Linked DNA regions of Homo sapiens: regions 1, 2, 3, 4 and 6 are each linked to region 5. Evidence: chromatin loops called from intact Hi-C (ENCODE). Cell type or tissue: CD4-positive, alpha-beta T cell. All regions are shown on one strand.

The links. A loop is a pair of places that touch in the nucleus more often than their neighbours do. Peaks named below come from ENCODE experiments on the same cell type or tissue, not always from the same donor. Only the 100,000 strongest peaks of a DNase experiment are listed, where the experiment ranks them.
Region 1: a loop joins it to region 5, with 2.3 times the contacts of the local background. A loop is called at or near these places in 14 of 110 quality-filtered maps.
Region 2: a loop joins it to region 5, with 7 times the contacts of the local background. A loop is called at or near these places in 4 of 110 quality-filtered maps.
Region 3: it touches region 5 in a loop (39-fold over the local background); 26 of 110 quality-filtered maps call a loop at or near these places.
Region 4: it touches region 5 in a loop (10-fold over the local background); 42 of 110 quality-filtered maps call a loop at or near these places.
Region 6: it touches region 5 in a loop (9-fold over the local background); 92 of 110 quality-filtered maps call a loop at or near these places.

What each region holds. Positions count from the first base shown.
Region 1 is chr14:89,765,890-89,770,889 of GRCh38, reverse strand. No RefSeq gene overlaps it. Among named protein-coding and RNA genes, the nearest start is that of EFCAB11, 190 kb to the left of the region's middle. RefSeq lists enhancers at 2,599-2,648, 3,438-3,707. In CD4-positive, alpha-beta T cell, CTCF peaks have their summits at 2,718 and 2,925 (motif pointing right); a DNase peak (open chromatin) is centred at 2,939.
Region 2 is chr14:88,489,570-88,494,569 of GRCh38, reverse strand. All of the region lies in intron 10 of PTPN21 (protein tyrosine phosphatase non-receptor type 21), which reads left to right. Among named protein-coding and RNA genes, the nearest start is that of PTPN21, 63 kb to the left of the region's middle. RefSeq lists an enhancer at 1,938-2,127. In CD4-positive, alpha-beta T cell, CTCF peaks have their summits at 1,999 and 2,207 (motif pointing left); a DNase peak (open chromatin) is centred at 2,169.
Region 3 is chr14:88,665,733-88,670,732 of GRCh38, reverse strand. All of the region lies in intron 21 of EML5 (EMAP like 5), which reads left to right. Among named protein-coding and RNA genes, the nearest start is that of ZC3H14, 110 kb to the right of the region's middle. RefSeq lists an enhancer at 2,159-2,338. In CD4-positive, alpha-beta T cell, a CTCF peak has its summit at 3,103 (motif pointing left); a DNase peak (open chromatin) is centred at 3,072.
Region 4 is chr14:89,174,748-89,179,747 of GRCh38, reverse strand. All of the region lies in intron 5 of FOXN3 (forkhead box N3), which reads left to right. Among named protein-coding and RNA genes, the nearest start is that of FOXN3-AS3, 170 kb to the left of the region's middle. RefSeq lists an enhancer at 4,050-4,551. In CD4-positive, alpha-beta T cell, a CTCF peak has its summit at 2,099 (motif pointing left); a DNase peak (open chromatin) is centred at 2,117.
Region 5 is chr14:89,913,498-89,918,497 of GRCh38, reverse strand. All of the region lies in intron 5 of EFCAB11 (EF-hand calcium binding domain 11), which reads left to right. LOC124903358 (a long non-coding RNA gene) reads right to left here. Exons shown (of 2, transcript XR_007064300.1): 2 at 4,477-4,639. Among named protein-coding and RNA genes, the nearest start is that of EFCAB11, 39 kb to the left of the region's middle. In CD4-positive, alpha-beta T cell, CTCF peaks have their summits at 2,837 and 3,042 (motif pointing right); a DNase peak (open chromatin) is centred at 3,047.
Region 6 is chr14:89,024,376-89,029,375 of GRCh38, reverse strand. It overlaps LOC124903356 (a long non-coding RNA gene), which reads right to left. Exons shown (of 2, transcript XR_007064297.1): 2 at 3,567-3,884. Among named protein-coding and RNA genes, the nearest start is that of TRA-AGC15-1, 48 kb to the right of the region's middle. RefSeq lists silencers at 1,787-1,926, 1,947-2,156. In CD4-positive, alpha-beta T cell, CTCF peaks have their summits at 1,743 and 1,942 (motif pointing left); a DNase peak (open chromatin) is centred at 1,915; H3K4me3 peaks cover 1,031 bases; H3K27me3 peaks cover 3,652 bases.

The DNA.
Region 1 (5,000 bases), 150 kb after region 5:
ACTTTAGGCACAAAGTTCTTTTCATTGATAGGCAAGTTTGCCCCTTTAAGCAGGGAGTGGGAGATGTCCTCGTGTTTGGTTTAGGCTGGGTCTCTCCAGACCAGTTTGTCTTTAGAGCCCATTGGAAGCAGTACAGCAGCTCAGTATCTGTTGTCTGTTCCCACGGTGGCTAGCGGGGATGGGGCTTATCATTTCTATGAGAACTGTAATGAATCATATAGGGGGAATCCTGACTTGAGGCGAATAGAGGCACACAATTAGTTAATTGCATCGATTTTACTGGTGGATTGCTCCCTATCTCAGTTCCCACACATTGCTATGTAGCTTGCAGTGTCTCTTATGGTGGGAATACACTTCTCTGCTCCATTGATATTGGACTTGGCACCATGACTTGCTCTGGCTAATGAGATGCAAGCGGAAGGGAGTCTGTGCGGGTAGGAGCTGAAGCTTTGGAGGCTTCACCCTTGCTTTCTTTCTCATTTATTCCTTTCCCTCTTCCATGGGAATGGCATGTCCCCGATGGGCACCGCTCTTTCAGCCTGGGCTGTCACATGCAATGTGAGTGAGAAATACATACTTGTTATTGTGAGCCACTGAGATGTTAGGAGCACTTGTTACAACATGTAACCTAGTGAAAGCTGACTGATACAAATGGTCACTTATTGTCCTGGTCATTCTGGTGAAAAATGGTCCAACCCTTAAACATGTGGCTATAGACTGAGCTTGTAACAACTCTACCCAAGAAAAACATCCTAAATCGAAGAAAATGAATGAACTACAGTCAGATTAAACCAACAATAACAAGAAGCCAATTTCGTATATCAAATTTGCAAGGGCTATAAAAATAATAGTATTAGAAAGAGTATACCAGAAACAAGCATTCTTAGACATTGTTAGTGGAAGTATAATTAGAACCACAGTGCTGGAGATAAATTCAGGAGCAATACTGATACCAATAATAGATGGTATTTATAGAGTGCCTTTATGTGCCAGGTTCTACTATTTTAAGTTTTTTTTGTTTTTTTTTTGTTTTGTTTTTTTTTAGAGGGAGTCTCGCTCTGTCACTCAGGCTGGAGTGCGGTGGCGCAATCTCGGCTCACTGCAATCTCCGCCTCCTGGGTTCATGCCATTCTCCTGCCTCAGCCTCCCGAGTAGCTGGGACTACAGGCGTCTGCCACCACACCTGGCTAATTTTTTGTATTTTTAATAGAGACGGGGTTTCACCGTGTTAGCCAGGATGGTCTCAATCTCCTGACCTCGTCATCTGCCCACTTCTGTCTCCCAAAGTGCTGGGATTACAGGTGTGAGCCACTGTGCCCAGCCTACTATTTTAAGTTTTATTGACCTTACTTGAATTAATAAAATTGATTTACATGTACTAACGTAATTCTTGTAATCATCTTGTAGGGAAGGTATTATTCTTAAAAATATATATATTTCAAAACCCTTAAAAATGTTTCTTTGCTCTTTGACGCACATCTGGGAGTTTATCCTAAGGAAATAATTACAGATGAGGTGAAAAAGCTTTATCTAAGAATGTTCGTGGCAGAATCGTTCATAATTGTGAAACTCAGAAGCAATATAAACATCCAGAAAATTGGAATCTTTTAAAAAAGTTGAACGCTTTAAAAGAGATATAAAAATATATGGTGGACATGAGAAGACTTTTATTTCCATTAAGTAAAAAAAGCAGCACTTTTTTTTTTTAGTGGCAGGGCACAGTGGCTCACACCTATAATCCCAGCACTTTGGGAAGCCGAGGCAGGGGGACCACTTGAGGTCAGGAGTTCGAGACCAGCCTGGCCAACGTAGTGAAACCCTGTCTTTACTAAAAATAAAAAAAAAATTAGCCGGGTGTGGTGGTATGCACCTGTAGTTCCAGCTGCTAGGGCGGCTGAGGCAGGAGAATCATTTGAACCCAGGAGGCAGAGATTGTGGTGAGCCGAGATCGCGCCACTGCCCTCCAGCCTGGGTGACAAGAGTGAAACTTCGTCTCAAAAATATATATAAAATAAAATTAAAAGTAAAATAATTTAAAAAAGCAGTTTAGTGAAAAATGCAGTGTAGACCTGCATTGTGTAATACAATAGCCACCAGCAACGTGAGCACTTAAAATGTGACTAGTCTGGGCCAGGCACAGTGGCTCATGCCTATAATCCCAGCACTTTGGGAGGCTGAGGTGGGTGGACCACCTAAGGTCGGAATTCGAGACCAGCCTGACCAACATGGAGAAACCCAGTCTCTACTAAAAATACAAAATTAGCCGGGCGTGGTGGCACGTGCCTGTAATCCCAGCTACTCGGGAGGCTGAGGCAGGAGAATCGCTTGAACCTGAGAGGAGGAGGTTGTGGTAAGCTGAGATTGTGCCACTGCACTCTAGCCTGGGCAATGAGAGCAAAACTCCGTCTCAAAAAAAAAAAAAAAAATGTGACTAGTCTGAATTGAGAAGTGCTGTAAGTGAAGACTTAATATGGAAATAAAAGAATATAACAATATTTCATTAATTTTTATGTTGATTCAAGGTTGAAATGATAATATTTGGGGCATATTACTAACATTAATTTCCCCTGCTTTTTTTGTACTTTAAAAAAATGTGGCTACTAGAAAAACTTGAAATTTCATATGTGGCTCATATTTATTTTAGGACTTGTGACCACACAGTTTCTGTTACAACTGCTCACTTGCGTTGTAAGTCAAAGCAGCCATAGATGACATAGAAATGAATGGACATCTCCGTGTTCTAATAAAACTTTATTTATAAAAACAGGTAGCCAACCAGGAGGGCAGTAGTTTGCTTAACCGTGGTCTAGACCAGAGTTTCCTAACCTTGGGCCTTTTGACATTTGGGGCTAGGTAATTTGTTGTTGTTGAGGGCTGGCCTGTGCGTTTTAGGATGTTTAGCAGTATCTCTGGCCTCAACCACTAGATGCCAGTATCACCACCTGCCCCAGTTTTGACAACCTAAAATGTCTGCAGACATTGCTGAATGTCTTCTGTGGGGGAAAAATCACCCTGATTGAGAACCACTGGTCTAGCTCATATGATTTTATTTCCGAGAAAACAAAAATTGTGTGCATGTGTAGTGTTCTGGATGGGTACACACCAAGGTGCAGGAGTTACGTGTTTGGTTTTTTTCCCCATCTTTTCATTTTTTGCATTTTCTAAATTAAGCATAGGTTATTTAATATGTAAAAAGGAACAATCGTGGGGCTGCATGTGGTAACTCGGGCCTGTAGTCCCAGCTACTTGGGAGGCTGAGATGGGAGGATCGCTTGAGCCCAGGTGTTCCAGATGCTTCTGGGCAACATAGAGACCCCATTGCAAAAAAAGTAGGGGGATGGGGCAAATAAATAAATAAAACAATTGTGTAGACAAAGAAAGCCAAAAAGACAAAGATAAAATGAGACTCAGAAAGAAATCCACGTGTAGAAAAGAAAGTGAGAGTTGGGGGAGAATGCTACTTCATCCCCAAAAGACAAGTTCTCTACTTGGCCAGGCCCTCAACTGCCACTCCAAGATGTAATATCAAGGGCAGCAGATGTGGTTGGGCCAATGATCTCTGGGTTGATTATGGGTTTGGAAAAATACATCGGCCACACTGGAGTAGGCAGGCCCTCGCCTGGTGTGGTGTAACTATTTACCAAAAGGAAGCAGGCTTGATTTTGATGTACACACCACACCTCCTCAGGTGTAAGGCACACTGGGACCTCCACTGCTTGAGTCCACCAGGGAAAGGAGGAAGTAAGGAGTTAGACAAGATTTCAGAATGAAAAATTGAAACGCTGACTGCACTGAACTACTTCTCACAAAAGCCCAGGCAGTAACATTTTAGCAACTAAAAAATCAGTGCCAATTTACTGATATTTAAAATTCATGTTATTATAAATCAATTATTATTATAAGTAACTTTACTTTGTGCTTGCCATGCACCGGGCAGTGTACCTCATTTAATCTTCCATAATCTTCCTTATAGTGCTGAAAGGTAGGTGCTGTGCTTAGGATAGTTTTCCAGTTGTGGAACCCAGAGCTCGGAGATGGTAAGTTATATGCCTAAGTCCCACAGCTAGCAAGAGATGGAACCAAGGCTGTAGGCCACTCTCTGAGTTGACAAGTCATGCCCTTGTGATCTAAACTACAAGGGTGTACATTTTCTCTTGGGATTCAAGTTCTTATTTTGAAAGAAAAATACATAGCTCCTAAGAATTATGGTTTTTTGGAATTAGTCCTTTCCAGGAAAAAAAAGACTTTGCTCACTGTCATCATTGGTGAGAAGCTAATAAGCATGTCAAGTTCAGGTGTAGTTTGAGCAACTCAGTGAAGAGGTAGAGAGAGGTGAGGCAAAGATCTAGGCAGGAAGTGACCCTGAAAGCTGGGTGGCCTGATACTGGGATCTGGGTGGTGGGTCCATCAGAAAAGGGCCCCAGCCAGTGTCTGGAGAGATTGAGGGCATGACAGAGAGAGACTAGACTCCATAGAGAGGGCACTGGCAAGAGCTGGACAGGCCGCCATCATGGAAGAGGGGTGCTGGGAGGGAAACTGATTCAGAAGTACAATTCTCTGGTATGCAGGCACAGAAGTGCCAAGCAGCAGTCCTACAGCATGACCATGGACATTAACTCACTGACTGCTCTGTGTGGGAGTCGGTCAGCTCCAGAGCGGGGGTGAGGTGGCAGATGAAGGGTAGAGGTGATGCCAGGTGTCTGGAGTAGGGGAGGCAGGTGTGGCAGAAGCTGTGGATGGCCCCCAATGCCTGTTCTTCCCTTCTGCCTTGGTACTAGAGCTCCCAAATTTTATGAATAACTGGGCACATGGCCACCAACCTCCCTTGCAGCTCAGTGTGACCATGCCCTTCTTCTCCTACTATCCTTCCTCTGGTAGGGATGCAATGGCTGGAACTCCAGCAGCCATTTGAGACCATGAGGTGGGTTTGGCATGGTGGCTCATGCCTGTAATCCCAGCATTTTGGGACAGCAAGGTGGGAGGATAACTTGAGGCCAGGA
Region 2 (5,000 bases), 1.4 Mb after region 5:
CCACCTCAGCCTCCTGAGTAGCTGGTACCACAGGTGTGTACCTGGTTAATTTTTTGGTGTTTTTTATAGAGGCAGGATCTCCTTATGTTACCCACACCGGTCTCAAACTTCTGGACTTTAGGAATCCTCCTGCCCCGGCCTCTCAAAGGGCTGGACAGGTGTGAGCCACCAGGCCTGGCCCCATTTTACTTCTAATAAAAGTACGAGGCCATACACAGTGTGGTCCTTGCCTGGTTTCAACCTTATGTCTTTTATCCTCCTCCCTGCTTGCTCTGTTCCAGCCACAGTGGTATCCTGGCTAGGCTGCAGATGTGCCTCACCCTAGGGGATGCTGTCCTTGCTCTTTTCCCAGGTCTCCACCTGCCTTGCTCCCTCATTGCAGCCTGCTGTCTGGTCAGATATGACCCTCTTCAGAGGCTGTCCCTGATTGTCCTATGGTACCCCCCTTCCACTATGATCTGTCTCTTTACCCTCTAACTTTGTTTTGTTCTTTATAGCACTTAGCACCATGTGAATTTCTATATTTGTTTGTTTGTTTGTTTGCCTGTATCCCCTGCCAGCAGGTTAGCTCTAGAGCAGTGCTTGAGGACAGACACTCTTCCCTGCCTTCAGTGCTATATTCCCCATGCCAAGCAAGGGCCTGGCTCACTGTCGGCCTTAATGAATTTGTTCAGCTAATCTATAGATACAGGTGTTAAGAGCTCTGATTCAAGATGTCTTGGTGCTGTAAGATCCCTTAGGAAAATGGTACGTCACCCAGAACTGCCAAGATAGGAAAGGCTACCCAGCCAAGTGACATCTAAGCTGAGACCCGAAATGTTGCACTCAATTCCCACAACCTTTCTTTAAGCTGTCCTCTTGTCCCTGGTCCATGTCTGGAGGCACCTCCTGGAGCTCCCTCCCACTTGGCCCCCCACGCCCTATCTCATCTGTATGCAGTCAGTCTTCTGGATAGATAAGCAAAATATGTAGCACTGCTCTTGAAGTTACATGTCAGGAACAAATCTGAGCATGTGCCTCTCACCCGCCCCGTCCTGGGTACAGGATTAAGGGCAGACTCCTGAGGTCCTTCTCTGGACTTAGCTGCCCCAGCCCAGTTGGCCTTGGAGTCTGACTCCAGGAAGGCATCTTTCCTTATCATGTGAATGCCCCCAGCCCAGGCCTTTGCTAAAATGCCCTTCCTTCCCTTCTCTGACAGACTCTTAGTCATTCTTCAAGATTGAGTTTAAAATACAGCCCCCATAGACACCACCAAACATTCAGTTTGCTTAGTCCTTGACACCACTCTGAAAGTTGTTTTTTCTACCTCTTTTATAACAATGACCTGAATAATTCATAACAATAATTTAGTAAATGCTTGCTCTGTGTCAAGCATTATACTGAGAGCTTTTATTTTCTTTAATCCTTACAGTAACCCTGTTGGGCACAATTATTACTATCCCATTATTGATGAAGGTATGGAGACTTACAGAAGTGAAATGTCTTGCCCTGCCACACAACTAGTAAGTGGAGCAGCAAGACTCGAGCCTGTGCTCTTAGCCGCTGTGCTAGCCTGTTAGAGTAGTTCCTGCCTGCTTTTTTCATATTGACAGATATCAACTGACAGATCATTTTCATTTGATCTGTCTCTCTTGTTTGATGAAGCTCCATGAGGGCAGGGTCTCCTCTTCCTCATCTTCGTGTCCCCTGTCTGGCAAGGTGCCCGGTGCATAAGGGCTTAGTGAACAATGGGAGCCGGAGTGTGGCAGTGATGGGAGTCACAGGGGAGAAGAGCACTTTTGCTCCTTTGTCTCTTCCTTTTATTACAGATTGTAAATGAGGCATGGGGTGGAGGCAAAGTCTAACAAGGGCATTTTGTCCCTTAGCACCAGGAAGGAAGGAGAAAGGCTGTGGAAGTGCCTTCTGTCTTGCAGGGTGTGAGAGAAACTCTGGGCAGGAGCAGCAGTGTAAAGATAACATGCGGGGATGCCCACCCGGACGGGGAGCTGGCCAGTGGTTTGCATGTATGGCCCAGTCCCTGTCTCTTCTCTGCCTTCCCCTGCACCATGTTTGCATCCGAGTCCCCATCGCTGGTCTGGTGATGGGATTTTCGTAAGCACTGACAGGGAGGAGGAACCTGCTTTCTTTGTAAATATGGGAAGCGGTTTCTGCTAGGGGCCTGGGTGTATTTGCATATGAAAGTGTTCCCCCTGGTGGTGATATTCAGTAGTGCTACTTGCCTTTGGGGTTCCCTGGGGCTGGCCTGGTTATCCAGCCATATGTGGCATGATTTCTATGCAGAAGTAAGTTCTAAGATTCAAGCAGTAGATAATGCAGTCTGTTGGACCACAGCATTTTCATTTTAAAGACTTTAATAAGTTAAGAGTGTTCATAATATTGAGCCATTATTACCTCAGTTTGTTTCTTCTCTGGAAAATAGTGGAGAGTCTACATTTTGAATAAACCATAAAACATAATCCCTTTCCATGAGGCATCCATATTGGTTGGTGGTTAGTGCCTGTTTTTTGTTTGTTTGTTTGTTTTGTTTTGTGTTTTTTTTTTTGCAAATTAACAACTTGTAATAAGTAAAAGAGGGAAGAGGGAAAAGCAACAAATGATTGATTATGGTGAATGAGTCTTAGAAATTCAGCTCTAGTTTTTGGAATATTGCTATTTATTGGCAAGTGTGAACAAAACTACATTAATGTCATCAGTTGCATATGCTATACCTAAATAAGGAACACCTGAATCTTTTTAAAATGGAATAGTTATGTTTAAAGGGCTGTTTTCCAAAGTTTGCTTTCAATCTCTATATATCCAATAGATTGTGGCAGTCGATTTCCATGAGCTATTCCTATGTAATTACTTATGATTCATTCTGTAGGGAACTAATATATTTCATTGTGAGCGTTTGTTTCCCACATAAAGTAAATGAAGCTTTTAATATTAGCTTTTAAAATTTTGCTTGATAATAAAATGAAAAGAACTTTAATTGTTATGGCCATGTTTTAAAGGCTCTCAATATAGACTGTTTAGTCATGTTCCAATATTATGATTCTGAAGTATTGGTAGACTTGTTGTCATGGGCCAGATGGGTAAACTAAAGCGTGATAGGCATTTAACAAAACTGCCCCTGGCCTGGAACTGGACGGTGGCTTCTGGACATCTGCTTTGGGCTGGGGTGACTGGTGGCCCAGGAGATAGACTCGACTTGCACAGAAAGGGGAACTGTAATCCCAGGGTGTCCCCTTTACCCCCAGTCCTGATCTATTGTAGTTTATTGCTGCTTGGGATGGCCTTATGTGACTCATCTAATCTTGACCCAGATAACTATATTTTAGTATTTATACAATGGCATAATCCAACAGCCTTCTCCCTCCACCCCCTAACAAAGTGCATTAGATAACAGAATGATCGTTATCCAAACCTTAAAAATGTTAGATGGATAACAATCTGTCTTTTAAAATTATAAAGTGAGGATATTGAGACTTTTATACTTAATATTCCTTTATGGTTGAATTGGGAATTAAATGACATAATAATGTCAACCTGTTAGATCAGAAATCTGCTTCAAACCCACTGTCTCTCACTCTAAGCCCCAGAACTGGTCATGCTGTAAGCACCCTCCCTGATTTATATAAGGAAAATGCCGAGAGAGTTGGGGAGTCATGAGAGGCCCCTTGGTGTAGGTGGCTCCCCTGCTCTTTTCTGTGAGGAAAAGGGAGGATGGTATCCTTCAACCTGCAAAGCCAAGTGATAGAGGGTTCAAGAGACTTTCTCCAGAAGGGAAACTTGTATTTCAGACTGCAGCAGGCCACTCGCTGAGCGCAGTGAGATGGCTGGTGAGTGCTCCCTGCAGCTCAGGGGTGTTGGTGAACATAGCAGCCGGTGTCCACCTTGGTTCCGGAGACTTTTGTAATCAGGAGACTGACTAGAGTAGGCCCTGCCTGGAAAGGGAAAGAGTTTACCCATCTTCTTGGCCTACTGCAGGGCTTGAAGAGACTATAGGAAGTCTGGAAGAAGATGGAGCAGCCCCTATCCCATTCCAGTCCCCTGAGCCCCAGAAGTGTAGAGAGGACCCAGTAGTTCCCATGGATCCATGTGAAGGAGCAGGGCAGGAAGAGGTGGGAGGGGAGAGGAGGAGCAGCCACAAGGCCAAACAGTGGGACCTCTGGGTATGGGGACATGGACCCCTGGTGGAGCCGAGGAGAGGCAGCGGCTTTTTCTGAGTAGGTTCTTATATGGATAAAGGTCAGTGTCACCCTGGAAAACCACACATGTCGGCCGGTCACGGTGGCTCATGCCTGTAATCCCAGCACTTTGAGAGGCTGAAGCAGGTGGATTATCTGAGGCCAGGAGTTCAAGACTAGCCTGGCCAACAAGGTGAAACCCCGTCTCTACTAAAAATGCAAAACTTAGCCTGGCGTGGTGGCGGGCGCCTATAATCCCAGCTGCTCGGAAGGCTGAGGCAGGAGAATCCCTTGAGCCTGGGAGGTGGAGGTTGCAGTGAGCCAGGATCGCACCACTGCATTTCAGCCTGGGCGACAGAGCAAGACTCCATCTCCAAAAAAAAAAAAAGAAAACCACACATTTCATGGGGCTGGAGTGACACTAGGGCCTCTCCCTCCATCAGTATTCCTTCCCAGTTACCTGAGATGGTCTCTGCTGGCTTTGTTCCTCTCCCATCCCACAATGCCAGGAAGCTACACCTAAGGCGGGGTTTGGTAGGGGGGTGAACAGTGGAAGCAGGCATCCCAGAGCCAAGTCAGTGACCTGTAAGCAGCTTGGATGCAGCCCTGGTCTACCCAAGTGTAGGCTGGGAGGAGAGCATTTATTCTTCCTTACCCTTACTATAGTGAGCTCAAAAGGTGTAAGTCATTGAGACAAACATTTGCTAGGTATTTCCACCATCTAACACTTTTATTTATTTATTTTTTTAAAGAGACGGGGTCTTGCTCTGTCTTCCAGGCTGGAGTGTGGTGGTGTGATCATAGCTCACTGTAACCTCAGACTCCCGGGCT
Region 3 (5,000 bases), 1.2 Mb after region 5:
CAGGTCATTTGTGTTCTTCTCTAAACTGGTTATTCTGGTTAACAGCTCCTGTAATGTTTTATCATGGCTCTTAGCTTCTTTGCATTGGGTTAGAACTTGTTCCTTTAGCTCAGCAAAATTCATTATTACCCACCTTCTGAAGCCTACTTCTGTCAATTCATCCATCTCAGCCTTTGCCCAGTTCTGTGCCCTTGCTGGAGAGGTGTTGTGTTAATTTGGAGGAGAAGAGGCACTCTGGCTTTTTGAGTTTGCAGCATTTTTTTTCTTTGATTCTGTCTCATCTTTGTGAGTTTATCTAGCTTCAGTCTTTGAGGCTGCTGAACTTTGGATGGGGTTTTTGCAGGGACTTTTTTTGTTGATGCTTTTGTTGTTGGTGTTTGTTTTTCTTTTTTCTCCTTTTTTTTTTTTTTTTTGAGATGGAGTCCTGCTCTATCACCCAGGCTGGAGTGCAGTGGCATGATCTTGGCCCACTGCAACCTCCACTTCCTGGGTTCAAGCAATTCTCTGCCTCAGCCTCCCAAGTAGCTGGGATTACAGGCACCTGCTACCACACCCAGCTAATTTTTTTTGTTTTTTTTTTAGTAGAGATGGGGTTTCACCATCTTGGTCAGGCTGGTCTTGAACCCCTGACCACATGATCCACCTGCCTCGGCCTCCCAAAAGTGCTGGGATTACAGGCATGAGCCACTATGCCTGGCCTGTTTTTCTTTTAACAGTCAGACCCCTCTTCCTCTTCCAGCTGAGGTTTGCTGGAGGTCCACTCCAGACCTTCTTTGCCTGGGTCCCTCCCACACCTCGAGGTATCACCAGTGGAGGCTGCAAAACAGTAAAGGTAGCTGCCTGCTCCTTTCCCTGGGATCTCTGTCCCAGAGGGTCACTGAACTGATACCAGTGGAAACGCCCCTGTATAAGGTGTCTAGCAACCCCTGTTGGGGTGGTCTCACCCAGTCAGGAGGTACAGGATCCAGGACCCACTTAATGAAGCACTCTGACTACCCCTTGGCAGAGGGGGTGCATTACACTGGGGGAAATCCCACTTGTCCTGACTGCCCAGATTCCTCAGAGCTGGTAGAGGGAAAGACTAAGTCTGCTGATCCATGGAGACCACGGATGCCCCTCCCCTCTAGGAGCTCAGTCCCTGGGAGATCAGAGTTCTGTCCACAAACCTCTGGCTGGAGTTGCTGAAATTCCTGCAGGGAGGCCCCGCACAGTGAGGGGTTATGGTCAGGGTCCGACCTAAAGAGGCAGTCTGGCCACCATCTGCCACAGCCTCTGTGCTGCACTGTGGTGAATTCCTCCTGGGTCTAAACTGTCTATTTTCCCAGGCACCATCAGAGGAGAAATGGCAGACTGGAGCTGCAGTGATGTCTGCTGCCCCTCGCCCAGGGAGCTCAGTCATCTGAGGCAGCAGACAGCCAAAGTGATGACAGCCGTCCCTTCCCCCAGGAACTTGGTAGTCTTCGGCAGTCTGTAGCTAAGTGGCCACTGAGAATCTGTGCAGCTCTATGCTTGGGACTCAAGGAACTGGTGGCATGGGCTCACGGAGGGGATCTCCTGATCCACCAGTTGCACAGATCCATGGAAAAAGTGTGGTTTCCCGGGCAGGATAGCACAATCACTCACTGCCTCTCTTGGCTGGGAGTAGGAGCTCCCCTTGTCCTGTGCAGCTCCCAGGTGGGCTGTCACTCCACCCTGCTTTTCCTCACTCTCCATGGGTCATGCCAACCACCTTGTCAGTCCCAATGAGAGAACCTGGATACCTCAGTTGCTGGTGCAGGATTCACTTGCCGTTTTCGGTCTTCTTGGTGGGAGCCTCTGACCACAGCTGTTTCTAGTTGGCTTTCTTGGCCCCTCCCCTTCCAAATGTGGCTTTTTTGCTCTGGGTTTCTGCTCCCCTTTTAATTTTGATAACTAGAAAATGTTTCTAATTTTTCAATGATCTCAGCTATGAATTTTAAAGGATACTTACTATATTAATCTTCCCTTAAACTCAACTTTCTACCTGCTTTATGCCTGCACCCAACCAGCAGAATAAGCATTGAGTAAAACAGGGAACTGTGATAATTGACCTCACTACTATTCTGTTTCTCTTCCCTCTTTTGTAGCAGAACTCCTCAAAATAGTTGAGGCGCCCTTCTCTGTGTGTTCACATGACAGTAGCTCCATAACCCACTCCAATTAGGCTTTTTTCCCTACTTGTCCATTTAACCTGCTGCCAATCTGTTGATCACTTCCTGGTTCTCAGTGTATTCACCTCACAGCAGTTTGTGACACAATTTATCATTCCCTTTTTTTTTTCTGAAATACTTTATTCACTTGTCTCTGGAACCCGTGCGTGTCTGTTTCTTCTCTCTACTTCACTGACTCCCTTTTTCTGTTTCCTTTGCTAGTGCTATCTCTTCTTCCTGCACTCTGCATTTAGGACTGCTCCAGCGCTTCTCCCCGGACTTTTCTTTTCATATGTACACTCACACTTTAGATTCAGTCGGTCACTGTCCAGTCAGAAGATGAGACTACAAGGCTTATTTGAACAGTGGGAATTTAATAAAAAGAATTGCTAACTAGCAAAAAGTGATTACCTACTGAAAAAGCCTTAGAGGTAGCCACCATAGAAAGCAGCAACCCTAGTACTAAGGGAGAGTGAACAAGTTAAAGGTGATTCAGACCTGTTTGGAAATGGTGTGGCTGCCACCAGAACATTCAGTGAGCTTGTGGCGAAAAAGCTTGCCAGAGGGTGCAGCCCTCAGTGGAACAGTGAGAGTAGTCACTTGGTGAAGGAGAAGCTTGCCAGAGGCAGCAGGCCAGAGCTGAATGGTCAGAACCACTGCTTGAAGAGCTTAACCTAGGGCAAAATCATTGAACTGTGAGGACTCCTGCCAGAGAATCTTCCTGAAGTCCGCAAATTGCAGCTAAATTGTTAGAGCCATTACAGTGATGGTGGAGAAACTTGCTGAAAGAGGCAGTTGGGGCTGCCACTCTGGTGAATGCCATCAGGCCCCCTTCATGCCAGTGCCCGGGCTCTGTTAGTAAAACAGCACACTGGAGGAAGGGAGTCACTTCTGTTTTGGCCTTGTAGTGTCTCTCCAGCTCCCTCTACTGGCAAGCTAGCAAAAAAGTCTGTGAGGCCCAAAGTGGCAGATTTGGAACTGAGAGGCAATAAATTAATAACCAGCACAGTCTTCCCCTCTGGCTAGTCAGGATCCACATGAACCTTTATACACACATTTGAACTTCAGTACAATCACAGAACTAACCTTATGTTTCTACCCAAAGAGATGCAGCTACCCTTGGTACAAGTGAAGTAGTTCTCACCCCTAAAGAGAGAAGACCTACGCTATTCTCAAATTTAGTCACGGTCTTATATTCTTTTAACACAAGGAATATTCTTTTAACACAAAATTGTAAAGTTAACCTCCAACAAACTTGTATAAAATATGAAGGAGAAAAAGGAGAGAAAAGTCAAATAGTTAATATACACAAATAAAGATATACATATAACAAACATTATATGCAGCTCCTGAAAAGGATTCATATATTAAATTGTCTCCTTCATGTCTTCACTTGAACTTCTCATAGGCATCTTTAACTTAATTTGTACAGAACTAAGCACTGGTGGTTCCTCCTCTAGTTTATCCCATCTCAGTAAATGGCATCACCACTCAAGCAAAACCATGCCCTTGACGCCTTTCACCCCACATCCAGTTGGTCAAAGTTCTGCCAGCTCTATCTTTGAAATATATCCAAATCCTTCCTCTTATCACCTCCACTGCTGCCACCCAGCTCCAGGTCATCATCATCTCTTGACTCTCAAATCTGAGAAATCACATCTTAGATTTCTTCATTTCCAATGTATGCTTGATAATTAAATGACTACTTGTTCTCAACTTATGCTATAACTTTTCATTCTGTATATACCCTGTCCTTTCCTCATCAGATTTCATACAAGATACCAAAATCCTTAGGGCTTTTGAATATGTTTGCTGCAACCCTTGCTGTTAGGGTAAGCCCTTTTTTGTGTTTATCAATGCAGCACTAACCCTTATTTTTACGAATGTTAACATCATTAATGACATTAATGAACGATATTAATTTATCATTAATAATAAAAATATCATTTCATATATGGTTCTGAAACGTATATATACAGATGTATCTTCCTACCTTTAATAATGGCCTATTAGATTTTTAAAAATATTTTAGTTTCATAGGCCAGGTGCTGTGGCTCATGCCTGTAATCCCAGCACTTTGAGAGTCTGAGGCAGGTGGTTCACCTGAGGTCAGGAGTTCAGGACCAGCCTGACCAACATGGTGAAACCCCATCTCTACTAAAAATACAAAAGTAGCCAGGCCTGGTGGCACATGCCTGTAATCCCAGCTACTTGGGAGCCTGAGGCAGGAGAATCACTTGAACCCAGGAGGCGGAGGTTGCAGTGAGCTGAGATCATGCCATTGCACTCCACCCTGGGCAACAAGAGAGAAATTCCATCTCAAAAAAAATTACTTTTATAAAGATGACTTATTTCTTAAATTTCTGTTTTTTTGGAAAGAAGCTACAAAGGTAAAACCTACTCTGCAAAACTTCCACATATATCATTGGCTTTTTATGTTAATTAAAATCTCTCATTCTTTTTCATCAACTTAATTTCTTTTAAGGTAAATATCCATACTTGCTTTTGTTGTATTCAGAAGTGAGTTTCATTCCTGCTTAGAATTCCATACCATTGACTTCTATAGAAAACTTAATCTGTATCTCGACTCCTTTTTAATATTGATTTGAAGCCATAATAAAGAGGCAACCTTTTTAGCAAATATTTTTTTTTTTTTTGAGGCAAGGTCTCACTCTGTAACCCAGGCTGGAGTGCAGTGGTGCAATCATAGCTCACTGCACCCTCAACCTCCTGGGCTCAAACAGTCCTCCCGCCTCAGCTTCCTAAGTAAATGGGACTACAGGTGTGTGCCACCATGCCTGTCTATTTATTTACTTACTTACCTGTCTTCCC
Region 4 (5,000 bases), 740 kb after region 5:
GGAACCAGCATCAGAGAAACTTCTCTTTGCCGTGAACCGATTAGCCCCATGCTTTAGCCCTTCAATGAGTGACCCTGTATGGTAGCAGTTTCTCTGTGTGTCCCTTTCTGTCCTGGGTGCTTTGTGTCCTGAGGATGAGGGCTAGCTCTCAATCAGTTGTCTGATGCCGCATCACTATTGCATGTGCCAGGTCCTGGTTGCTTGTTTAGAAAAAGCCTGTCTCACTGAGCTGCATCCCTTGAAGGTACCATCCCTCTCCTTCTGCGTTTACGGATCAAGTTTGCACCTGAAGGCCATTTTGCTTTCATAGTGTTTCATGTCCAAAAGGAAACCAACCCAGAAAGTGTGTTTAGCTGGGCCTGAGGGAGAAGCAAGGTCAAACTCCCCTGCCGCGTGCAGCTTCTCCACGAGCTTGTCTTTTAACTCCTCCTGCTGTTGTCAGGACAAGTCGCATAATCTTCAGAGCAAAGGTCTATAGGTTCTGATAAGATGGGAAGTTGTTAGCAATTAGAATAGCAACAAATTATAAAACCACTTATCATTTCTACTAATCTGACAAGGGGATATTTTCCAAAAATACATGGAAAGGTTTTTCTTGTACCTCCCCGGTATCTTTCCTGGCTACTCTCAGGTCAATAATTCTTGAGTTCCTAAGTGGTAAGCCTCTTTCCATGAAGCCAAAATTCCAATGCTCTTACCTCACATTTATGAAAAAGACATACTCTGTTTTTCATTCTTTCTTAAAATCTTTCCTGTGTTGCCTCATAGTTTACCTTCTTGGTTGAGAAGACTTGGAGACTGTGAACTATTTTTGCTTGGAGCAACAATGTATTTTTATTAGCAGATTCTAAATATAGACTTACAGTTTATCCTCTTGACCATTTTTTTTAGTGCCTTCAAGAGTAGCTTTCACTATGGGCCCAGCCATACCTTATAGAAGGGCACAGAAAAGCCAGGCGGACAACAGGTGGACCTTCAACAGGAGCCGCCTTCTCATTTTAATTCTTACTCTCATGGCATTTATGATGACAAATTTTACTGATTAGTTCCCTCTTGAGGTGTTATTTCAACTACCGATGGTTTCTTTCTAGTTAGAGAATAACAAAGCACTGCAGCAAACAGTCTTGTTTCTGTTGAAAGTTGCCACTCATGCAGTCCACTGAGTGCCTCAGCTGGGCTCCTTCCAGAGTAAAAGAAAACAAGACAGCCTCTGAGCCAAACTTGTGTATCAGACAGGTTCAGTAGGGAGACAGAAACCACACCAAGTAATTGAACAGAGAGACTTTAATGTTAACCAGGGCTGGGTGTGGTGGCTCATGCCTATAATCTCAGCACTTTGGGAGGCTGAGGCAGGAGGATCACTTGAGGCCAGGAGTTCAAGACCAGCCTGAGCAACATAGGGAGATCCCAGCTCTACAAAAAGTTTAAAAATTCGCCGAGGCCGGGCACATTGGCTCACGCCTGTAATCCCAACACTGAGAGGCTCCGGCGGGTGGATCACTTGAGCTCAGGAATTTGAGACCAGCCTGGGCAACATGGCGAAAACTTATCTCTATTTAAAAAAAAAAAAAAAATGACCTGGGCATGGTGGCACACACCTGTGACCTAGCCACTCTGGAGGCTGAGGTGGGAGGATCCCTTGAGCCTGGGAGGTCAAGACTGCAGTGAGCCGAGATTACTCCACTGCACTCCAGCCTGGGTGACAGAGTGAGACCATGTAAAAATCAAAATGATTAGAAAGAAAGCAAAGCTGTGAACCAGGTAGGAAGTTATTAACTAGGTAACTGAAAGGGTAAAAGATGACTCAGGGTATCATGGAGAGAGTCATTGCAGGAGGCAGCTACCACCTCTAGGGTTGACGGAACAAAGGGAAGAGGTTGGAATGATCACCCCATGGAGCTGAAACTCACCTTTGCGTGGGGGGCAGGGACTAGGAAGCAGCCTCTGATGGTGCTGGTGCCCCTAAGGGAACACAGTTCTGCAAGTGCTGGAAAAACTGCAAACTGGGTTTGGCACCTCCGAGAATGAATGCTGCTGCTGAGGTACAGAGGCATTGCTGGGTGGCACAAGAACAGGAAACAGGCAGGAGCCAGTTCTATCTTTCTCCACCACCTTCTCAGTCTCTCTATGGCACCCCCTGGTGGCGGAGCCTCACATGGAACCCAGTGGTAAAGTCCAGCCCCAGCCCCAGCCCCAGCCCCAGCCCCAGTTTGGGAAACAGAGTAGAAGGGTGGGTTTGAGACTGAGTGGCAATAGCTTTGTAATGGCACAGCTTGCTTCATCTCTGTCCACTACAAAAGGATGTATAGTCTAATTAAGGAGTGACTTTCCTGAGCATCATAGGAGTTTTGAACAAAATCATTTTGGTAAAATGTGAAACCATAGTTTGCAGAAGCTAGGCAAGTTACGATTTGCATAAACAGATAACCAGTAAAGAGGCCGGGCACGATGGCTCACACCTGTAATCCCAGCACTTTGGGAGGCCGAGGCAGGCAGATCACCTGAGGTCAGGAGTTCAAGACCAGCCTGGCCAACATGGTGAAACATCATCTCTACTAAAAGTACAAAAATTAGCTGGGTGTGATGGTATGTGCCTGCAGTCCCAGCTACTCAGGAGGCTGAGATGGGAGAATCGCCTGAACCCAGGAGGTGGAGGTTGCAGTGAGCCGAAATTGTGCCATTGCACTCCAGCCTGGGCAACAGGGCAAGACTCTGTCAAAAAAAAAAAAAAAAAAAAAGAAAGAAAGAGAGAGAGAGATAACCAGTAAAGAAAACCATTGTGCATTAGCAGTTAATTGTCCAAATACCAATTCTGAACTTGCCCCCCTCAGTTTTAAGGGAAATTAGGGGAAGAGGGGTAGTAAGCTCTGGAACATTAGGGGTACTTGCTTGTAGTATCTTTGCCCTCTTTTTGTAGGGCAGGTAGTAGACACTGAGATGCTTTTGGAAAGAAGGAACACAAACATAGCTATGGAGGCATCTGCCTAATCAGTGTCTGTGTAAAACCCATTAAGAAGTGCTTGGGGAAAAACATCTTGTTTTGCATTTTCACATTCATCATAATTTTAACATTTTTAATTTGGCCACATGTCAGTGGAACCCAAACTCAGCCAAGGCTAAAAAGGAAAGCAGTGCAGTGGAGACTAGAACAACACAGAATGTTATCTCCCAGACCACGTGGCAGTGCCCAAGTATTCTGTGTGTGCTCAGATGTTTACAGGGGTTGCTGCCCCAGTCTGTTCAGCTGGGGCCCAGGGAGGGCGGGAGAGTCATTAGCACCCACTAAAGACCAATTTCCCACTCTCTTTTGTGTGACAGGTTTTCCTTGTGAATCTAAGCGACTTCTCCTTAAGTGAAAATATTTGTCTTTCAGGGATTTTTTTTTCCTCCACAGAGTGGCAAAGGCCATGTTTGTTTGTCTTAACTCTGAAACTGTTATTGACATAGATGAAGTGTTACTTTTATTAGCTGATCATTACACAGCTTCTATTTGCCAGGTTCCTTTGCATATAATTATGATGTGAAATCTCCTTGTAAGAGTATCTGTCAATAGTGTAATTGACTTTACGGTGTTGACTTTTTACTCAATAACCTCCAAGATTGGCCCATCCTTAGACGTTGGAAACCTGCTTATTTTTAAATTTGCCTGGGCGTCAAGTCCTCAAGACACATCATCCTCAAAATAACTACTCACACATCTTAAAGTTTTATGCCTGTGTCTTCGGCTGCTTTCCCAGGAAAATCCCTTGCAGAGATTGCATTGAATGGAACCCATGATGGATAGCCCTGGGAGAGCTGTTGCTGGCCTTCTTGGGAAGGAGGAGTCCCAGGTTTCTTACATTCACAGCATCGTGGGCTGTCCCACACCCTGGGTTGGGTCACAGCAACCTCCCTGGATCTCAGCCACCTTGCTTTTAACCTTTAGGGCTCTTTTTGATCCCTACATGCCTCATCAGGTGGCAGAAAAGAATGACATGTCCAGGGCTCGCTGGAGGATTGGGAAAAAGCTGATGTGGGGAAGGCCTGTTCTGTAGCAACTGAACCAACAAAATACGTACGTGAACTCAGGAACCACATTTCCTCGGTCCATCTCCTGCAGCCGTGTGACCTCAGGGAAGTGCCCATGGGCTTCTCAAGAGGAAACGTGTGTCTGCCTCATGTGTTATTTGGATTCACACACAGCTGTGTGCCCAGCACATAGTCAGCATTCTGTAGGTGTTTGATAAATAAGTAACATGGAAAGCCTCATGGATTCACCTAGCCTGTCTCTCACAGACCTTCCCAGGTTTCCTTCCTGAGCACTGGAACCTCAGGTACCCCAAAACCTTAGGAGAAGGCTTAAATTAAATTCATGCCACCTTTCAGCACAGAGTACATTTGTTGGCAAAGCCATTGGCTTTGAAGAGTGCTGGCCATAATCTGGACTACAAGTCTAGATCACCCTATTTGTTGCCAAATTATATGAGAGTTTCATCCAATCACCGTCTAAGGCTGCTTAATTTTATTTGGATCTCCAGCAACCTCAAGTGAAAAACTGCACTTCCCATGGAACATGAAGCAAGTCAGGCATTAATGGTCTGACTGTAGTAGCAAACATTAATTCTTAAGGTCATGTCAAAATAGAATCATCGGGAAAACCCATCTCTCAGCCTAAGTTCTGCTCCGGATCAGCTGTCTTTATCTCCTCCCTTGAGAAGATGTTTGTTTCAGTAGTGTAGGAAGGTGGCAACCTTTAGTATTAAGATAGGGTTGTTGTCCAATTATGTAACTTGAGGGTAAATTGGCTGCTGATCTTTTCTAGTGTTGTATTTTGTTCTGTATGTAAAGACCAAACACCTGTTGGCCTTTGTCTTTGAAATCATGGTCTTTGAAGGCAATTACAAAACTCAGTATTAGATTTTGCTTTGTAGTGGGAGGAGAAGAGAAAATACTAAAGAGCTAGGTTTAAGGGAAAGTGGGGAAAGAATCCCAGTTACACAAAGCATGCACTGAATTCCCTC
Region 5 (5,000 bases):
GTGTGATCTCGGCTCACTGCAACCTCCACCTCCTGGGTTCAAGCGATTCTCCTGCCTCAGCCTCCCAAGTAGCTGGGATTACAGACGTGTGCTACCATGCCCGGCTAATTTTTGTATTTTTAGTAGAGATGGGGTTTCACCATGTTGGTCAGGCTGGTGTGGAACTCCTGACCTCAGGTGATCCACCTGCCTTGGCCTCCTAAAGTGCTGGGATTACAGGCGTGAGCCACCACGCCCAGCCTTCCTTTAATTTTATTTCTGAGGAAAAGGGGTCTCTTCTTTTTTTCCTAATTCCTCTCTTTTGTTCTGGTCTTCTCTCTTCCCCTTTTTTTGATCTAAGACATTTCTCCATCAGCCATTCCCACTTCTGTTTATAATGCCTATCCCTGCCTGAAGATATACTCATATCCATCCTAGAAAGCTGCTCTCCCCAACTAAGTACCTCCAGTTGTCCCCTGTCCTTTTTCTCAGGGTTCATTGTTGCCAGCTTCTCACAGCATTCACACCCTGCCTGGAGAGCCAGTCCTCGATTCTCGCTCTTCCCCAGCTTTCATTGCACTGTATTGTCCACTGCAGTCACAGTGCTTCCCGTTCATTGATTACCAACTACGTGTTGCCTTACTTAGTCCTTACAGTGACTCTCCACATCAACGGCATTTCTATCCATTTTACAGTTAAAGCTGAGAGTCCTTTATTGCTCAATTCAAACCAAACAACTAATTCGCAATTATTATTATTTTTTTGGTCAAAGAAGTCACAGAACCAAGCCCCTAGGGCAATCAGAATTTTTTATTTGATTATAATCATGTTGCTGGTACTTGTTAATGGTCAAGTGTTTTCATAACCTCAAAATGTTATTTTCTTGTTTAGAAATGCCACTGCCTAGTAATGATAATGATGGAGTAGACTGAATTTACAGGTAGAATAAAATGTCTGCACTCCCATGTTAATTGCAGCATTATTCACAATAGCCGAGATATGGAAACCCATATTAAGTGCCCACCACTGGATGAATGGATAAAGAAATTGTGGTATGTGTGTACAGCAGAATATTATTCAGCCTTAAAAAAGAAGGAAATCCTGCCATTTGCAACAGCATGGAGGAATCTGGGGACATTATGCTAAGTGAAAGAAGCCAGACACAGAAAGACAAATATTGCATGATATTACTTATATGTGACATCTAAACTAGTCAAACTTGGAGAAAAAGAGTGGAATGGTAGTTGCCAGGGGCTGGGAAGTGGGGAAGATGGGGAGATGTCGGTCAGAGGATACAAAATTTTAGTTACAGGGTGAATGAATTCTAGTGATCTAGTGTACAGCATGGTAACTATAGTTAATGTGTTGTGTACTTCAGATTTGCCAAGGGAGCAGATCTTAAGTGTTTTCAACACACACATACACACACACACACACACACACACACACACACACACACACACACGAAGCATGTCAGGTGATGGATATGCTAATTAGCTTGACTGTGAGTCATTACACAAAGTATACTTTTATAAAAACGTCATCTTGTATACCTTAAATATAGACAATTTTTTGTCAGTCATACCTCAAAAAATGTCTACACAGACTTAGTGAGACTCATGACATGAGTCATGTTAAAGGATATAAGAAACAAATAAAAGTTTAAAAATGCTTTTCTTAACCCAAGTCTTATTGTTAGGATTCCTCATAATCCAGTCATGACTTCAATTAGAAATCCTTGCCGTGGGATATCAAGACTCTTGTCCAAGGAGAGGAAGGGGCAGGAGGGTCTCACTCTTGTTCTCTCCTTGTAAAAATTTAACTCTGTTTGCAGGAGAGAGTATTTGACGAATACATGAACAAATAAATGAATGAAATGAACGAAGGAATAGAATTAATCTGATCAAAGTTTACATGTTCAAATTATGTGTTGAATTGGATAGAGCAGCTGCTGGCCCTTACTTTTTTCTGGGCCTATTTCAAATGGTCTTCTTTACTAGGCTTTCAATTGGAGATTTAGACTTGGAGGCTTTAACAAATATGAATTGAGTACACATTTGTATAGCGATTTAAACTGCTATTATCACAAAATTGTCACAGTAGTTTTAAACTCTGTCAGATGGCTTTTAACCAAACCCTGCCATCAGAGTCAAATTTGATTCTTTGGATGGTTCTTTCCTTTTTTCTGTCTCTTTCACATTGTCTAGTAAAGAAGTTTCTTCAATGACCAGTTTTGTCATAGAGTTGGTGCCATTTATTCTGTGGGTTACAAATTTATCATCACAAGTAGCTAGATGTACTTCTCATAGACAACTTGTATCCACAAATTTGTTGTTTTTTTCTTTTTTTCTTTTTTTTTTTTCTGAGCCATTCTCCCTAGAAAACACAAATTGTTTTGGGGGGAAAAATTAGACTGTTCTTCAGGGGTATTTATTTTCATGATTCACTGTGCAGAGATCGGAGTTGTGCCTTAAGGGCTTGGCTCTGCTCTCTTGATACTGGTATCCATTGCTAGGTGTGGCTCAATTAAACAGGAAGGATGGCTAGATAGCATATATATTCACATGTCAAATGGCAGCATCCATCTTTGAGACAGGAATCTTGGTGGGAAAAGTTCAATTTTTTAACAAATGTGAAATTACCTCCTCAATCATTTTTATTTCCGGTTAAATTAATGTCTTATATAAACACTGTAGGCTAGCATAGTATTTGATACCATTTAGTTTGCTCTCTCTTTTAGTTCCTAATTTTCATTGTAGTTCTCAGTGTTTGCTTTTTGAGTGTGAGTTTATGGCAGAATAAATCAAATTAACTTTGGTGGGTAGATTGAGTTTTCTCTGATGACCTTTACTAACCAAAACATACTTTCTTCTCAGGTGAAAAAGCCAGAGTGGATTATTATTTATTTGACTGACAAAGAAATGCATTTCTAATTTTATTTAGTGACTAAAATAAATTGATTCACCGTAAATTAAATATGAAATAAATGCATGATCCTCTCTTAATGAACCAAACAGATTGAGAGCCGAGCACCTTTGCAGTACACCTCTTTCACCAGTTGGTGGTGCCAAAAACTCTGCTAAGAAACTGATTGAAAGAACAGAAGGTTAACCAGGAGCCTTTCTTAATAAGCGTTATTTTTCGTAGTTTTTGAAAAATTTGTACTGAAAACATATGCCCAAATTATCGCATTTTCTAAGGTTAGGAAGCAAAGCTAATCCCTCTGGTGACCAGCAGAATATATTTCTAGTAAGCTTCTGTAATAATGTCATTGGTCTATGTTAATATTCACATATTGGAAATTGCAAAGTTGTGTAACATCTGACTCCATCCTGGAAATAGCCTTTAGTGTGCTTGCCTGGAGAGTGGAGGAGCAAATGATAATAATGTGTACAGAGAAGAAGAGTGATGTTCCTGGCTATATTTATTGTCGAATTTAGGTCTTTAAAAATATTGACTTGCGTTATTATTACTATGTGTTTTTTTTTAACCATTAATATATTCCTGTGACAGCAGGAACATTGCTTTTTTGTGTGTGTGTGGGCGGGGGCGGCTAGGTTTGTTTAACCCTTTACTGTTTAGCCCTGAAAAAGTCCAAATGGAGCAGTAGCCTGTTGCTTGAATGTGTCCTGAGATACAGTCAAAAGAACCCAGCCTTTGGAGTCAGAGAGATCAGGTTTTGAATTTCCCTACATATTTCATAACTGTCTCTCTCTTTTTTTTTTTTCTTTTCGAGACCAAGGTCTCACTCTGTTGCCCAGGCTGGAGTGCAGTGGTGCGATCTTGGCTCACTGCAACCTCCACCTCCCAGATTCAAGCGATTCTCATACCTAAGCTTCCCAAGTAGCTGGGACTACAGGTGTGCACCACCATGCCCGGGTAATTTTTGTATTTTTAGTAGAGACGGGGTTTCACCATGTTGGCCAGGCTAGTCTCCAACTCCTGGCCTCAAGTGATCCGCCTGCTTCATCCTCCCAAAGTGCTGGGATTACAGGCGTGAGCCACTGTACCCAGCCTTTCATAACTGTCTTTTAATTACTTATGCAGATTTTTTACTGCTCAGTTTTTCCAGTTTGTAAAATGGAGATAATAACATCTTCCCCTCAGAGTTGGAGTAAACATCACCTGAGATAACGGATGTGCTGATTAAGTGCTCCTCACCCTGTCCTTTTCTAGTTTAAGCACAGACTCAGTTCTTTTTGAGCCTCCACCACATCCCATGCTCTTAGCCAGGGCCTTAGGACCGGAGTCCCTCCTTGGGTGTGATGATGCCTCATGCTGCGTTAATGAGAAGATGTTTCCAGGTTGTAAAGTTCCACAAGGATTTTGTAAAGAACTCACAAAAGAGATACTCATATTGTTAGCTATATGTGGTGTTCAGATATTTGCCCGTCTACCCTGGGATGTTTCCATGTTGATCTGAATCTGCCTAAATGTTTAAGATTGGAGAAGGGAGCACAGGGTTGCTGACAGGTGTAGCAACAGTGTCCCCAACAGTTCATTCATCCATTTATTCCACAAACTTTTACTCAACATTATTATTGCTGGGTCTCCGGCATACAAAGATGAATTCCCAGAGAGCCTGAAGATGCTTCTGAGAGCTGCAGACTCAAGGAGCAGGATGCTTTCTGCTTGGCAGGAATTGATAAGCAGCCCTGATCTATGAAAGAGCAAGAAAGATAAATTTAAATATTTTTTAAAATATTATTTTACAAAGTTATAAGACTGTAAAAAAAATTTTAACTTTGAAAAACTCTGATAGTTGTATTAAGCTTTTGATAGCATCATGTTTGGAAGAATGAGCAAATCAGAAGAAGCCTTCAGCGTGGTTGGTAAAGTCATAAAACACTGTTAATTAGGAGCTTTAGCCCAGTATAGAATTTTAAAATACAACTGTATAAGGTATATATATTTTTTAGGAATAGCACAACTAACATCTTTGATTAGATTCGATTGAAAGATTCAGACCCTTAAGATTTAGAGATTACGGAATCATAGAACTGGATGGTGGCTGGGACTTT
Region 6 (5,000 bases), 890 kb after region 5:
GGCTAGAAAGATACACACAGAGATATCTCCATGCTTGCAAGAAAGTAGCATGGGAATCTAGTGCCCTAGGTTTACAACTGTGGTCCTATTCTCTCCTCTTCCCCCAGGGTCCTCCCCACAACACACTCAACAGAGGATTCTGTTACCTGATCAGATACCCGTTAGTTGATTCTGCTATCAGAATATTGTTGCATTTGCTTCAGATGAACCTAAATGAGAATATGCGCTGTAACAAAAGCACAAGTTCCCCAACCAAGTACTGTATAATACAGAAGTTTAAAGAAGATGGTTTGTTTCTCTCTTAAATAAGCATCTCTAGGTGAGAGATCCTGGTTGATGGAGCAGCTCTGCTCCATGCAATGATTCAGGGATCCAGGTTCCTTCCAGCTTGTTGCCCTAGTCTGCAGGGTCAGAGCTGAATTGTGACCTCTTGTCTGCAGGGTTGTTGCCCTTGTCTGCAGGGTCAGAGCTGAACTGTGAGCATTTTCCTACTTGCTGGAAGGGAAAAGAAGGAAACTCAGGAGCACTCACGAAACTCAGGAGCTTACATTTTAAGTTGAAGTACAAGTTTTAAGTTGTCTTTTAAGTCGACTAAGCTAGGCTATCTCCCAGAAGATCACCTGGGATTTGCATATATCCCTTCTGTTCACATCCCATTGACTCAAACTTCACTAGAGATCCACCCTGGGAGGAAGAAGGTGGCTCAACAGCATCCGCCTTAGATTCTATCACCATGACATGAAAGAGCAGGGGTTAGGGTGGTGGTGGTGGTGGTGGTGGAAGGGAGGAGTAGATTTGGAGCACTCTGCCTCAGAACTACAAGAACAGGCTGAATCTAGTTTTTGTGTCTGCTTATTAATAGCTATTGTATGTATGACAGAATTTGGTCTCAGAATTGCTTTCATGATAACACACGTGATGGGGACTTGGTCACTCTCAGCATGGAGTGGTCGGAATCACCAGGAGCTTGTTAGAAATGCCAGCGTCAGGCCCACTGAGTCAGAATCTGCTCTTCAGCACATGCCCAGGCTATCCGTGGGGAATCACCGTCTTCCCCATCTTTATCTGGTCTTGACTGTGTCCTCTTACATGGACAACTTTCCGTTGACTTCCATGGCTAGAAGAGCCCAGCCAGCACCTATGAAGTTGTTTGTCAAACTGACTAGGGACCCACTAGTGAGTAGTGAGATTATTTTAGCACCCAGCACTGAAAGGTAGAAAAGACACAGTACAGAATCAAAAAAGAAAACAGAGTGCATCACACTAATTAAGGTTAAGTGTCGTTTTCAGTTCTATATAGGTGTGTGTGTGTGTGTGTGTGTGTGTGTGTGTGTGTGCGCGCGCGCGCGGACAGGGACGTAAACAGACATCTCACTGTAGGTCACTGTCAAAAACCGGTAAGGACTGTGAATGCCACGGAGATAGAGGCTGTGACCGAGTTTGCAGAGCTGGGACACACAGCCCTGGGGTTGAACACCGCCTCTCAACAGTGTGGCCTCCGCCAATACCGAGCCTCATTTCCTAGCTTGCAGAACGGATTAACTCGGACCTGCCGGGTGTTGTGGCGGCTACTGGGACCGGCTGGGAATGAATCCCTGTGGCTCCTTCCCTTCCCCTTAGTCGCGCCCCTTTCTTCTTACGGACAGGAGAGTGGACTAAATGCAGATTCCCAATTCTTCGGCCTCAGTTTCCCTAAGGATCTCATGTGAGCGTTCAGGGTCCGCGTCGGCGATGCGTCCACCAGGCACGGGTCCCGCGGGGAGGGGAATGACCTACACTTGGCCTCGCGACCCTGCGGGCGCCCGGGTTCCAGGATGAGCCCCGGGCGTGGCTGGGGAGTGCGCGCGTCCCGGCTCCACCCCACCCCGGGCACCCCTGGCCCCCAGTCTCCGCCAGCGGGCGGTGCGGCAGCGCCACCGTGTGGCCGCGCGACATCAAAGCGCCGCGCCTCTGCCCGCTGGCGGGTCCCGCGCCGCGGAGCCGGAGAGCGACTTCCCCGGAGCTAGGGCGGTGCAGGAGGGCATCTGGTCCAGGTCCCCCGACACACCTCAGGATTTTCTTGCACTCCCCCCGCCCCCCGGCGGGGCTGCCAGCGTCACCAGTTACGAGTGGACGGAGCGGAGGCAGTGCCTCCCTGCCCTCGGTGGAGGGCGGGGCCGAGGGCACCTCGGCCGGGCCAGGCCTTCCCCGCCCGTCGCATCGTCCCATTCCGAGGTCCGGGTTCTGCGTCTACTCTTGGATCCGGCAGGTGCGGGAGGAATAATGGGCAGCACCCGAGGAGGGTGCCCAGACGAACGTGGATAACGGAGACGGGCAGCAGAGAGCTTCCCGAGCTCCTGTACCCAGGCCTTGTCTTTGGGCAACAACTGCCTCGCAGGTCCCAGAGTGGCCTCAGGTCCCCGGGTCGCGATTCCAGAAATCATCTCCGGGGGCCCAGCACGGACACGCTCCAGACCCGTGAGTTCCCCAGCGCCGTGCCGGGAGGTCAGGGGCGCTGAAAGAAGGAAGAATTCAGCCACCTCTCAGCATCCCTGTTACCTCGAGGACGCGCCTCTCCGCCAACCCCATCGTGGGCTCTTGCTCGCTGAGGCTCACCCTGGGTCAGGCACTGCGCTGACCCCCTCGGAAAAGAACCTTATGAGCATTTGACAATTTAGAGAGGAGTAAAATGAGGCAGAAGAGACTGAGTAATTTGCCAAGGTCACCGATTAATAAGTAACAGACGGGAACACAAGTCTATCTCTCAAGCCCATCGCCGATGGTTGAGACACAGCCTTCGGGTCTCTGTTGCTTCTCCACCCCCAGCCTTCTCCGAGGCGAGCTTATTTATTTATTTATTTTTATTTTTTGAGACGGAGTCTTATTCTGTCGCCGAGGCTGGAGTGCAGTGGCGCGATCTCGGCTCACTGCAACCCCCGCCTCCCAGGTTCAAGCGATTCTCCCGCTTCAGCCTCCCGAGTAGCTGGGATTACAGGTGCGCACCACCAGGCCCGGCTAATTTTTGTATTTTTAGTAGAGACGGGGTTTCACCATCTTGGGCAGGCTGGTCTTGAACCCCTAACCCCGTGACCCACCTGGCCTCTCAAAGTGCTGGGATTACAGGCGTGAGCCATCGCGCCAGGCCAAGGAGCTTTTATTGAGCGGAGTCGGGGAAGGCTGGGGATTTGGGAAGAGAACTCACATCTAACCAGAGCATGGGACTTCCCACTGCGCCCTGTGGCCGCCACGCCCAGGCAGGAGCTCCAGGCTGCATCCCTGTCTGTAAAATAGGAACGCAGGAGGGTTCCTGCCGCCTGTCTGTGACGCACGTCCCCTTCCTGCAGCCTCCCATCTTGACAATTTCAACTCTCTCACACGGAGGAAGACAGGCAGGAGAGGTTTCCATCGAGAGCCTGACTTTAATTATCCTGCGGGCTGGGAGGATTCTGGGATTGCCCATGGGGATAGTGTTCATGATTAAATCCACTTAATCTGGTGCAAGTTACTTCCAACTTTCTGAATCAGCTCTCTTGTAATTACTAATAACAGCGGATGACTTTTAAAGCACTCATCAAGTCTAAGCAGAATTCAAGATGAACAAATTTAGTGTTTACAAAAATATTGCATGTGGTAACATTAGACTCGTTGTCCATATAAGGAAATTGAAACACAGGGAAGTTAAGTAAGCACAGAGAGCCAGTGGCAAAGCCAGGAGTCACACCCAACCATCCAGGCTCCAGAGACCCCTTTAGCCGCTATGCTGCTGATGAAGACAAGACACCCAGAGCCTCTCTCCAGGTTTTCTGGAGTGCAGAGAGAACAAAGATGCACCCTCAAGGAGACACCATTTTTGCAACCGTTGTATCATAGTCCTCAATTTGTAGAACTAGGAGATTTTCTTCATACTGTTCAAGAGAAAGAAAAAAGGAACTTAAAAAGTAACTCTCTTTTGTGACTGTTCCTGAGAGTACTCTAAGGGAGGAAGATGTTCTCTGTGCCTAGAAGTAATAACATTTCATCATACAAAGATATATAGAGACCAGTATAAAGTCCCTGTTATCACCTCCTAAACACTTCATTCTTTTTATTCCGCATGGAAATATGCTTATGTTTTGAGAAAAGATGCCCATCTTTTTACAGCTTTTAAAACAGCAAAAGCAAAGACACCAAAATTTTGTGTATTTATGTGTCCCATAGCGTGAACGGTTAGGTTGTGTGGCAGATTGTATTTTCCAAGAGTGGCCACCACAATACATCACATTCCATATGCTCTTCTTAAAGTGTAACTGTGACATCCCTTGAACCTGGGTGGGTCTGGGCTGACTTCTTTGTATCCTCTCCCCTTGAACTTCAGTGAACTTTTGTGATCAGTTGATTGTGGCAGAAGTGATGATGAGATCATAAAAATGCCATGTGCATCTGCCTTGCTGTCTTGGGACACTTGCTCCTGGAACCCAGCCGCCATGCTGTGAGGAAGCCAAGCAGCCACATGCAGCAGCCACGAAGTAGGCGCTCTGGCCACAGTCCCAGCTTAGGTCCTAGCCAACAGCCAGCATTGATCCCCAGATATGGGAGCAAGTGTGTCCCCAGGCAATTCTGGCCTCCAGCTTTTCAGACACTCCAGCCAATGCCGTATGGAACTGAGATGAGCTGTTCCTGCCTAGCTCTGCCCAAATTGAAGATTCATGAGCAGAATAAGCAATTATTGTTGATTTAAGCCACTAAGGTTGGGAGGTTTATTACTTGGCAATAAGATGACCAGAACAGATTCTCCACACTTTTTTCACTATCGTGAACTGTTCTGCAGTGAGCTTCTTTGAGCATATTGCCTTCTGTACATACCTGATGGTTCCTCTAGGAAGACTTCTAGAAGCAGAATTGCTGAGCCACAGTATAAACCTCAAAGGGGATAGAGCAGTTAAGATGAATTAACAATATCTATGTCTAACAACATGGATCCATCTTGAAAACATGTTAACTGAAGTATATGCAAGGTATAAAATGATACAGAATAGTATTAT